Linked DNA regions of Homo sapiens: all the other regions are linked to region 1. The links are chromatin contacts, found by Hi-C or POLR2A ChIA-PET in ENCODE. All regions are on one chromosome and are shown on one strand. The core of a region is the stretch at or near the end of the contact, and the rest is flanking DNA. Distances in the headings are between cores, read along the strand shown. Region 1 holds the start of ZNF66 (zinc finger protein 66). Region 2 holds the start of ZNF90 (zinc finger protein 90). Region 3 holds the start of ZNF486 (zinc finger protein 486). Region 4 overlaps LOC105372310 (a long non-coding RNA gene).

Region 1 (2,549 bases), core at 25-2,524:
TATATTTACCCTCACTAGACTATGGAGGATTACCAACTGAGTAGGAAGAAACAGCCCAGGCTCCAGAGTCGGCCACCCATTCATGCACAGACAAGGAGTCTCATGAAGCTTCAGGGTGGTCTGGGACCCTAGCTCTTTTGTAACGAGTTGTTTGGCATAAGGCCCAGTGAGGAGGGCCATTTGGGACTTGCCTCACGGAACACAAAAGGGTCAAGTTGTTTTTGTGATTGTCTATTGTTTTTCAACAACTAATGTATAGTAATAGAATGAAATAGACATTTCTTTGATACAGCTCTGGATGAACACCTCAGGGGCTCACAACCAGGACCTGTTCTGGGACTTGGTGACCATTGTGTCCACGTTCAATTGAGTTCAAATTTAACATTTAACTTTTCCTCCATAAATTCTCCTGTCTTCATGAATTGGCTCTGTCTAGGCAAAGGGCAAAATGAACCCCTTGGGCTGTTACATAACCTCCACCTCCTGGGTTCAAGTGATTCTCCTGCCTCAGCCTCCGGAGTAGCTGGGACCACAGATGTGCACCACCATACCCAGCTAATTTTTTACATTGTGAGTAGAGATGGGGTTTCACCATGTTGGCCAGGCTAGTCTTGAACTCCTGACCTCAAGTGATCCACCCACCTTGGCCTCCCAAAGTGTTGGGATTACTGGCATGAGCTACCTGTGCCTGACCCTAAATTATTTCTATCTCTTATAGCAGTTTGAAATTACTTAAAGGTTGTTTCAAGTTGAAAAAATAAGAAGAATGTGGATAAAAATAAAATATAAATAGATAAAAAAATTACAGGGATTACAAAATATATATGTAAATCTGGAGTGGTCAAAAATGACAAATTTGATTTATTTATAAGGTTTTATTAAAATTAGCTTTAATCGTTAATACACTATTACCAAAGTAAAAGCTGATTTTCTCTTGAACAAAAATTTTATGTATTATTAATATGACAGCAAAATACTTCTGTTCACCTTTGAATACATTCAACAAGACAGAGAGTAAAAAAGAGATAAAATGTTCCCATGCTCTGGCATGGACCAGGCTCAGCTCTGGGAGGAAGCCCTGCCTGAAAAGGCTGCAGCTTAGGCTGTCACTCTTTTCTTCACTCCGCCCAGCAGCTGATCACATCTTCTGTCACTCAGTGTCTGAGGGGGCGGGACCTTAAGCATTAGCCAATCAGAGGCGCTGGGCTGGAAACCGTCCAATCAGGCACGCAGCTGGAATGAACAGGACGGCTTCCGGATTTGGCGGGGTCTTTGTCTCTCCCTGCAGCTGGAGCTCCAGGTCGTCTGTTCACTGCTCTCTGTCTTCTTCTCCTAGAGGCCCAGCCTCTGTGGCCCTGTGTCCTGCAGGTATTGGGAGATCCACAGCTAAGACGCCAGGACCCCCTGGAAGCCTAGAAATGGTGAGAGTGCCGGTCCAGCATCCCGAGAGAGGTGAAGTGTCTGTGGCGGGACTCAGGCCTCCCCTCAGTCAGCTCCACAATCTGCACCCCGAATTCTCCTTACCCAGCTCTGCCTCAGTCCCATTCAGCCATAAGATGGCGGCTACGCTGACAGCCTGGCCCCCGGGCGTCCTGTCGCTTCCCCGCGCAGTGACTGTGCCCCTGGCCTGGAGCGCTCTGTGGGCAGCTCTGCACCCGCAGTGCCGTGTCTCTCCCAGATTGTGCAGGGACCACCGGAGGGTCTTCAGGGGAGAATGCTGACTCGCGGTGCGGGTTCATGAATGGGAAGAGCTTTGGTCTGTGGGGTTCACAGTTTCTCTTTTCTGCTATTAAAATTGTATGGGGCCGGGCGCGGTCGTTCAAGCCTGTAATCCCCGCACGTTGGGAGGCCGAGGCGGGCGGATCACTTGAGGTCAGGAGTTGAAGACCAGACTGACCAAAATGGGGAAACCCCTTGTCTACTAAAAATACAAAAATTAGGTGGATATGTTGGCGAATGTCTGTAGTCCCAGCTTCTCGGGAGGCAGAAGTGAGAGAATCGCTTGAACCCGGGAGGCGGAGGTTGCAGTGAGCTGAAATCCTGCCACTGCACTCCAGCCTGGGCGACAGAGCAAGACTCTTGTCTAAAAAAAAAAAAAAAAAAAAAAAATTATGGGAGTCACTGCAAAAATATCAAACAATTTAATCAAAGAGTGATTCAAGAATTGTAGAGCACCCAGCTATAGTTTGTAGTTTGTGGTCCATGGGAGAGGCTTGAAGAAAAGACATTTATAAAATGCATGATGAGGAAAACCAAATTCAATAATTTGTTAGGTTTAGTAATGTAGTTTCTTAATTTGTACAATCAAGGTGGAAATTTCCTGGTTATGTAATTAGAGCTTAATTGGCAGTTTATAGTTGCTGAAGCCTGAATTTTGTTTCCCCTAATGTAGTAATTTGCCAAAAAATGCACTTGAGCTTAGATTTTTTTTTTTTTTTTTTTTTAGAAATAGAAATCCGGGGACTAGAGCCTCTTCAGTCTAATTGCCTGCCACTTAATTATTTTCACATCCCACAGGGGACTGACTTTCCCTGGCATTTTTCACATGT
Region 2 (2,549 bases), core at 26-2,525, 700 kb before region 1:
TCCGCCTCCCAGGTTCACACCATTCTCCTGCCTCAGCTTCCCGACTAGCTGGGACTACAGGCGCCTGCCACCAGGCCTGGCTAATTTTTTGTATTTCTAGTAGAGACGGGGTTTCAGCGTGTTAGCCAGCATGGTCTTGATCTCCTGACCTCGTGACCCGCCCGCCTCAGCCTCCCAAAGTGCTGAGATTACAGGCGTGAGCCACCGCGCCCGGCCTTGTCTATTGTTTTTCAATAACGAATGTATAGGAATAGATTGAATAGATTGACATAGAGATTTCTCTAAAATAGCACTGGATGAACGCCTCAAGGGGCTCACACAACCTCTTCCAGGACTTGGTGACCATTGTTTGTGTCCACGTTCAATTGAGTTCAAATTAAATATTTAACTTTTCCTCCACAAATTCCCCTGTCTTGATGAATTGGTTTTGTCTGGGCAAAGGGCAAGGTAAACTCCTTGGGCGGTTACACAACCTCCACCTCCTAGGTTCAAGAGATTCTCCTGCCTCAGCCTTCGGTGTAGCTGGGACTACAGGTGTGCACCAGCACGCCCAGGTAAGGTTTTGTATTTTTAGTAGAAATGGGGTTTCACCGTGTTGGCCAGGGTGGTCTTGAACTCCTGACCTCAAGTGATTCGCCCTCTTTGGCTTCCCAAAGTGCTGGAATTACAGGCGTGAGCCACCGCGCCTGGCCCTAAATGATTTCCTTTCTGTCTCCTATAACAGTTTGAAATTACTTAAAAGTTGTTTCAAATTGAAAAAATAAAAAGAATGTAGATAAAAATAAAATATAAAAAGTTAAAAAAATTACATTAGATTACAAAATATATATGATGTATATGTAAGTCTCGAGAGGTCAAAAATGACAAATTTGATTTACTTACAAGGTTTTATTAAAATTAGCTTTCGTATTGATAATACACTATTACCAAAGTAAAAGTTTTCTCTTGAACAAAAATTTTTTGTATTATTAATATGACAGCCAAATACTTCTGTTCACCTTTTGAATACATTCAAAAAGAGAAAGAGTAAAAAAGAATTTTCCCATGCTCTCCGGTGGGCCTGGCTCAGCTCAAGGAGGAAGCCCGGCCTGAAAAGGCTGCAGCTGAGGCTGTGACTCTTTCTTCACTCAGCCCAGCATGTGATCACATCTTCTGTCACTCAGGGACTGAGGAGGCGGGGCCTTAAGCATTATCCAATCAGGGACGCTGGGTTGGAAACCGTCCAATCATGCAGGCAGCTGGAGCGAAGAGGAAGGCTTTCGGGTTTGGCGCGGCCATTTGTCTCTTGCTGCAGCTGGTGCTCCAAATCTGGTCTTAGCTGCTTCGTGTCTTCTTCTCCAGCCTCTGTGGCCCTGTGACCTGCAGGTATTGGGAGATCCACAGCTGAGGGACCCCCGGAAGCCTAGAAATGGTGAGAGTGCCTTTCCAGCATTCCGAGAGAGGGGAGGGACTGGTTGGAACCGATGGGAAGTGGCTGTGGCGGGACTTAGGCCTCCCCGCAGTCAGCTCCACAATCTGCGACCGACTTCTCCTTGCCCAGTTCGGCCTCAGTCCCCTTCAGCCATAAGATGGCAACAGCGCCGACAGCCGGGCCCCGCGGCGTCCTGTCTCTTCCCTGCCCTGGCCTGGAGCCCTCTCTGGGCAGCTCTGCACCCACAGCGCTGCGTCTCTCCCAGATTGTGCAGGGAGCACGGGAGGGTTCTCGGGGGAGAATCCTGACTCGGGGTGCAGGTTCATGAATGGGAAGAGCTTTGGTCCATGGGGTTGACAGTTTCTCTTTTCTCCTATTAAAAACTTATGGGGCCGGTCGCTGTGGTTCATGCCTGTAATCCCAGCATTTTGGGAGGTCGAGGCGAGCGGATCACTTGAGGTAAAGGGTTGTTAGTACAACGTAGTTCTTCTTCAAAGACGCAACTTCCTGGTCATAAGTTGGAAAAGTTGTAAATCACCCCTACCCCTTCTTCTCCCTTCTCCTTTTCTCACAAATCGCGCATTACCCGATTTGGAAAAAGCTTGAGTGTAAGCCAACCGGGATCAGCTTAGATTGTGCGGTCTGACCCCAGCCAATGGAGGGAAAACAAAAACAGAACTGCATTAGGGCTAATAACCCCTTCCCGGCCAGGCGCGGTGGCTCCTGCCTGTAATTTCAGCACTTTGGGGCGCCGAGGCGGGCGGATCACGTGGTCAAATTTCTAGACCAGCCTATCCAACGTGGTGAAACCTCTCTCTACTAAAAATACAAAAATTAGCCTGGAGTGGTGCCAAGCGCCTGTAATCCCAGCAACTTGGGAGGCTGAGGCCCGAGAATTGCTTGAACTCGGGAGGCAGAGGTTGCAGTGAGCTGAGATCCCTCCATCGCGCTCCAGCATGCGCGACAGAGGGAGAGTCCTCAAAAAAAAAAAAAAAAAAAAAAGTAAGCATCTTAAAATTTCCATCCTTTATGTAAACACTGTGTTTTAGTAACTTCACTGTATTTTCCAACACTTAGTTTCAAAAACCCAGTGAATAACTCTGGCATGGAAATTAAAGCTTGAACCTAGTGATTCCGA
Region 3 (2,549 bases), core at 32-2,531, 610 kb before region 1:
AATAACAAACTCTGCTGAGCTAAAGAAACATGTTCGAACCCAATTTGAAGAAGCTAAGAACCTTGATAAAAGGTTAGAGGAACTGCTAACTAGAATAAACAGTTTGGAGAGGAACATAAATGACCTGATGGAGCTGAAATGTTTGGCATGAGGCCCAGTCACTAGGGCCCTTTGCGACTGGGCTCAAGGAACACAAAAACGTTATCTTGTTTTTCAATAACTAACATATAGGAATAGATTGAAACAGAGATTTCTCTGAAATGACACTACATGAATGCCTCAATGAATGCCTCAAGGGGGTCACACAACCGGTTCTGAGACTTGGTGACCATTGTTTGTGTCTGTGTTCAATTTATTTCAAAATTAATATTTAACTTTTCCTCCACAAATTCCCCTGTCTTGATGAATGGGCTCTGTCTAGGCAAAAGGCCTGTCTTTATGAATCAGCTCTGTCTAGACAAAAGGCAAGGTAAAACCCTTGGGCTGTTACACAACCTCCGCCTCCTGGGTTCAAGCGATTCTCTTGCCTCAGCCTCCGGAGTAGCTGGGACTACAAGTGCACACCAGCACACCCAGATAATTTTTTGTATTTTTAGTAGAAATGGGGTTTCACCATGTTGGCCAGGCTGGTCTTGAACTCCTGACTCAAGTTATCCGCCCACCTTGGCCTCCCAAAGTGCTGGAATTAGAGGCGTGAGCCACTGCGCCTGGTTCTAAATGATTTCTATTTCCTGTAACAATTTGAAATTACTTAAAGGTTGTTTCAAATTGAAAAAAAGAATGTAGATAAAATATAAAAAGTTAAAAAAATTACAAGTGATTATGAAATATATGTGTAAATCTCGAGAGGTCAAAAGTGACAAATCTGATTTATATATAAGGTTTTATTAAAATTAGCTTTAGTATTGATAATACACTATTACCAAAGTAAAAGTTGATTTTCTAACAAAAATTTTATGTATTATTAATATGACAGCAAAATACTTCTGTTCACCTTTTGAATACATGCAAAAAGAGAGAGAGTAAAAAAGAGATAGAATTTTCCCTTGCTCTAGGGTGGGCCTGGCTCAGCTCAGGGAGGAAGCCCTGCCTGAAAAGGCTGCAGCTTAGGCTGTTACTCTTTCATCACTCAGCCCAGCATCTGATCACATCCTCTGTCACTCAGGGACTGAGTGGGCGGGGCCTTAAGCATTATCCAATCAGAGACGCTGGGCTGGAAACCGTCCAATCAGGCAGGCAGCTGGAGCAAAGAGGACGGCTTCCGGGTTTGGCGCGGCCTTTGTCTCTCGCTGCATCTGGAGCTCTAGGTCGCCTCTTCGCTACTCTGTGTCCTCTGCTCCTAGAGGCCCACCCTCTGTGGCCCTGTGTCCTGTAGGTATTGGGAGATCCACAGCCAAGATGCCGGGACCCCTTAGAAGCCTAGAAATGGTGAGAGTGCCCATTGGACATCCTGAGAGAGGGGAGGGACTGGTTGATGGGAAGTGGCTGTGGAGGGACTCAGGCCTCCCCGTAGTCAGCTCCACAATCTGCGTCCGGACTTCTCCTTACCCAGCTCGGCCTCAGTCCCCTTCAGCCATAAGATGGTGGCTGCGCTGACAGCCGGTCCCGGGGCGTCCTGTCTCTTCCCTGCGCAGTGACCGTGCCCTGGCCTGGCGCCCTCTCTGTGCAGCAGCTCTCCACCCGCAGCTTCGGGTCTCTCCCAGATGGTGCGGGAACCACGAGAAGGTCATCAGGGGAGAATCTTGACTCGGGGTGCGGGTTCACGATTCGGAAGAGCTTTGGTCCGTGGGGTTCACAGTTTCTCTTTTCTTTTGTTAAAAATTTATGGGGCCGGGCGCGGTGGTTGACGTCTGTAATCCCAGCATTTTGGGAGGCGAAGGCTGGCGGATCACTTGAGGTAAAGGGTTGCTAGGACAACTAAATTCCTCTTCAAAGACTCAACTTCCTGATCAGAAGTTGTAAAAGTTGTAAAACAACCCTACCCCTTTTTCTCCCTTTTCCTTTTCTCGCAAATCGCTCGTTTATCCTATTTGGAAAAAGTTTGGGTCTAAGCCAACCGGGATCAGCTTAGATTGTGCGGTCTGACCCCAGCCAATAGGGGAAGGACACAAAAACAAAAACTACGTTGGGGTTAAAAACCCATTCCTGGTCGGGCGCGGTGGCTCACGCCTGTAATCCCAGCATTTTGAGAGACCTAGGCGGGAGGATCTTGTGGTCAGGAGTTCTAGACCATCCTGGCCAACACCGTGAACCCCGTCTCTACTAAAAATACAAAAATTAGCCAGGTGTGGTGGCAGGCACCTGTAATCCCAGCTACTTGGGAGGCTGAGGCACGAGAATTGGTTGAACCCAGGAGGCGGAGGTTGCAGTGAGCTGAGACCGCGCCATCGTACTTAAGTGTGCGTGACAGAGCAAGACTCCTTCACACACACAAAAGAAGGGCCAGGCGCAGTGGCTCACGCCTGTAATCCCAGCACTTTGGGAGGCCAAGGCAGGCGGATCACCTGAGTTCGGGAGTTCGAGACCGGCCTGACTAACATGGAGAAACC
Region 4 (2,549 bases), core at 19-2,518, 540 kb before region 1:
GGCGCGGTGGTTCACGCCTGTAATCCCAGCACTTTGGGAGGCCAAGGCGGGCGGATCACGAGGTCAGGAGATGGAGACCATCCTGGTTAACACAGTGAAACCCCGTCTCTACTAAAAATACAAAAAATTAGCCAGGCAAGGTGGCGGGCGCCTGTAGTCCCAGCTACTCGGGAAGCTGAGGCAGGAGAATGGCGTGAACCCCAGGGGGCGGAGCCTGCAGTGGGCCGAGATCGCGCCACTGTACTCCAGCCTGGGCGACAGCGAGACTCCGTCTCAAAAAAAAAAAAAAAAAAAAAAAGGACAAAGTCTTGCTCTGTCACCCAGGCTGGAATGCAGTGGTGTGATATCAGCTCACTGCAGCCTCCGCCTCCTGGGTTCAAGCGATTCTCTCTCCTCTGCCTCCCGAGTAGCTGGGACTAGAGACATTCGCCATCACACTCAGCTAATTTTTCTATTTTCTTTGTAGAGATGGGGTTTCCCCATTTTGCCCAGGCTGGTCTTCAACTCCTGACCTCAAGTGATCAGCCCTTCTCAGCCTCCCAAAGTGTTGGGATTACTGGCATTTCGTACCTGGCACCATACTTTTTTTTTTTCTTTGAGACGGAGTCTCCCTCTGTCGCCCAGGCTGGAGTGGTGGTGCAATCTCGGCTCAATGCAAGCTCCACCTCCCGGATTCCACACATTTTTAATAACAGAAAAGAGAAACTGTGAACCCCACGGACCAAAGCTCTTCCCATTCATGAACCCACATCCCGAGTCAGGATTCTCCCCTGACGACCCTCCCATGGTCCCTGCAAAATCTGGGAGAAACGCGGCGCTGCCGCTGCAGAGCTGCCTAGAAAGGGCTCCAGGCCATGGCACAGTCACTGCGAGAGGAAGAGACAGGAGGCCTGGCGGCCCGGCTGTCAGCGCAGTCGCCATCTTAAGGCTGAAGGGGGCTGAGGCCAACCTGGGCAAGGAGAACTTGGGGCGCACATTGTGGAGCTGACTGCGAAGAGGCCTGAGTCCCGCCACAGTCACTTCCCACCAGTTCCACCCTGCCCCTCTTCCTGTCTCGGGATGTCGGCCGGGCACTCTCACCATTTCTATGCTTCCAGGGTGTCCTGGGGTTTTAGCTGTGGATCTCCCAATACCTGCAGGTCACAGGGCCACAGAGGCTGGGCCTCCAGGAGAATAGGACACAGACCAGTGAAGACGAGACCTGAAACGCCGGCTGCAGCTAGAGACAAAGGCCGCGCCAAAAGCGGAAAGCCGTCCTCGTCGCTCCAGCTGCGTGCCTGATTGGACGGTTTCCAGCCCAGCGTCTCTGATTGGATAATGCTTTAGGTCCCGCCCCTCAGGCCCTGAGTGACAGAAGATGTGATCAGATGCTGGGCTAAGTGAAGAGAGACAGCCTAAGCTGCAGCCTTTACAGGCAGGGCTTCCTTCCTGAGCTGACCCAGGCCCCCCCCAGAGCATGAGAAAATTCTCTTTTGTACTCACTCTCCTTTTGAATGTATTCAAAAGGTGAACAGAAGTATTTTGCTGGCATATTAATAATACATAAAATTTTTGTTCAAGAGAAAATCAACGTTTACTTTGTTAGTAGTGTATTATCAATACTAAAGCTAATGTTTTTTTTTTTTTTTTTGAGACGGAGTCTCGCTTTGTCACCCAGGCTGGAGTGCAGTGGCGGGGTCTCGCTCACCCGATTTTCCTGCCTCAGCCTCCTGAGTAGCTGGGATTACAGCTACTATTGTTGAAAAACAATAGACAATCACAAAAACAAGCTGACCTTTTTGTGTTCCTTAAGCCCTGTCCTGAAGAGCCCTGTGACTGGGCTTTATGCCAAACAACTCGTTACTAAAGAGCTGTGGTCCCAGACTGCACCGAAGCTTCATGAGACCTCTCCTCGTCTGTGCACGGACGAGTGGCCAACTCTGGAGCCCAGGCTGTTGCTTCCCTGTCTGGTGGTGAATCCTCCACAGTCTGATGAGGGTGGTGTCTGACTCTGGAGCTCAGGCTGTTGCTTCTTGGTCTGGTGGTGAGTCCTTCATAGTCTGGTGAGTGCGGGTGTCCCACTCTGGAACCCATGCTGTTGCTTCCTGGCCTGGTGGAGAATCTTCCAGCCTGGAGAGTGCGGTGTCTGACTCTGGAGCCCAAGGCTGGAAACTTGGGGACGTCCCAAATCCCGGAATGGAAACTCCCCCAGTTCTCCCCCTTGGCGTGCCCTATCTGGTGAGTTTCGGGGGAACTCATGACCCAAGTCATAATAGGAATTTCAAGCCTCATAAAGACATCATGGTTGAAGCAGAGGTGTTTCGTTTCCAGCAAAGCCCAATAGCAAGCTAACAATTGCTCCTCGAAAGGGTTATAAGCTTTGCTGGCCTCTGGCAGTTTCTGGGTCCAAAACCAGAAATGTACCTCTTCCCATCTTGTTTCTGCCTAAGGCTCCAATTAGCATGTTGATCTAGGACAGTTACTTGCAGTTCTACGGGACCATCCCAAATGGGTCATAGATCCAGGGCCAGTTGCACTGCTTGTTTATCTTGTTCGGAAGCCATGATCTC

What was found. Hi-C counts contacts between places; a loop is a spot of excess contacts on that map. ChIA-PET counts read pairs that join two places held with the same protein, here RNA polymerase II (POLR2A). Pooled maps may share reads with other maps.
Region 2: a map of naive thymus-derived CD4-positive, alpha-beta T cell shows a loop between it and region 1 (6-fold over the local background). The contact joins the promoter of ZNF90 here to the promoter of ZNF66 in region 1. A Hi-C loop is called at or near these places in 1 of 168 maps with a recorded cell type or tissue (naive thymus-derived CD4-positive, alpha-beta T cell), 1 of 37 single-sample maps with no recorded cell type and 8 of 50 pooled maps. POLR2A ChIA-PET finds 5 or more read pairs at or near these places in 3 of 52 experiments (CD4-positive, alpha-beta memory T cell, activated B cell and activated naive CD4-positive, alpha-beta T cell).
Region 3: a loop to region 1 is called in a map of CD4-positive, alpha-beta T cell, with 2.6 times the contacts of the local background. The contact joins the promoter of ZNF486 here to the promoter of ZNF66 in region 1. A Hi-C loop is called at or near these places in 3 of 168 maps with a recorded cell type or tissue (CD4-positive, alpha-beta T cell and naive thymus-derived CD4-positive, alpha-beta T cell), 1 of 37 single-sample maps with no recorded cell type and 14 of 50 pooled maps. POLR2A ChIA-PET finds 5 or more read pairs at or near these places in 10 of 52 experiments (CD4-positive, alpha-beta T cell, CD4-positive, alpha-beta memory T cell, CD8-positive, alpha-beta T cell and 5 more).
Region 4: a map of CD8-positive, alpha-beta T cell shows a loop between it and region 1 (5-fold over the local background). The contact joins the enhancer-like site here to the promoter of ZNF66 in region 1. A Hi-C loop is called at or near these places in 2 of 168 maps with a recorded cell type or tissue (CD8-positive, alpha-beta T cell and naive thymus-derived CD4-positive, alpha-beta T cell), 1 of 37 single-sample maps with no recorded cell type and 10 of 50 pooled maps. POLR2A ChIA-PET finds 5 or more read pairs at or near these places in 10 of 52 experiments (CD4-positive, alpha-beta T cell, GM12878, OCI-LY7 and 3 more).

The regions. Positions count from the first base shown.
Region 1 is chr19:20,775,030-20,777,578 of GRCh38, forward strand. It overlaps ZNF66 (zinc finger protein 66), which reads left to right and starts at 1,275. Exons shown (of 4, transcript NM_001355197.2): 1 at 1,275-1,421. The coding sequence starts at 1,419.
Region 2 is chr19:20,076,725-20,079,273 of GRCh38, forward strand. ZNF90 (zinc finger protein 90) reads left to right here and starts at 1,276. Exons shown (of 4, transcript NM_007138.2): 1 at 1,276-1,411. The coding sequence starts at 1,409. RefSeq lists an enhancer at 1,219-1,698.
Region 3 is chr19:20,165,933-20,168,481 of GRCh38, forward strand. It overlaps ZNF486 (zinc finger protein 486), which reads left to right and starts at 1,282. Exons shown (of 4, transcript NM_052852.4): 1 at 1,282-1,428. The coding sequence starts at 1,399. The region is part of intron 5 of LOC105372310 (a long non-coding RNA gene); the gene reads right to left. RefSeq lists an enhancer at 1,864-2,549.
Region 4 is chr19:20,237,208-20,239,756 of GRCh38, forward strand. LOC105372310 (a long non-coding RNA gene) reads right to left here. Exons shown (of 7, transcript XR_007067164.1): 3 at 1,775-2,549; 4 at 1,081-1,343. Among named protein-coding and RNA genes, the nearest start is that of ZNF486, 71 kb to the left of the region's middle. RefSeq lists enhancers at 478-988, 1,500-2,018. Within about 2 kb of position 1,269, at least 17 of the 41 ENCODE cell types and tissues checked have a DNase peak (open chromatin) inside an H3K27ac peak, as active enhancers do; they include CD8-positive, alpha-beta T cell and OCI-LY7, where a contact is called at or near this core.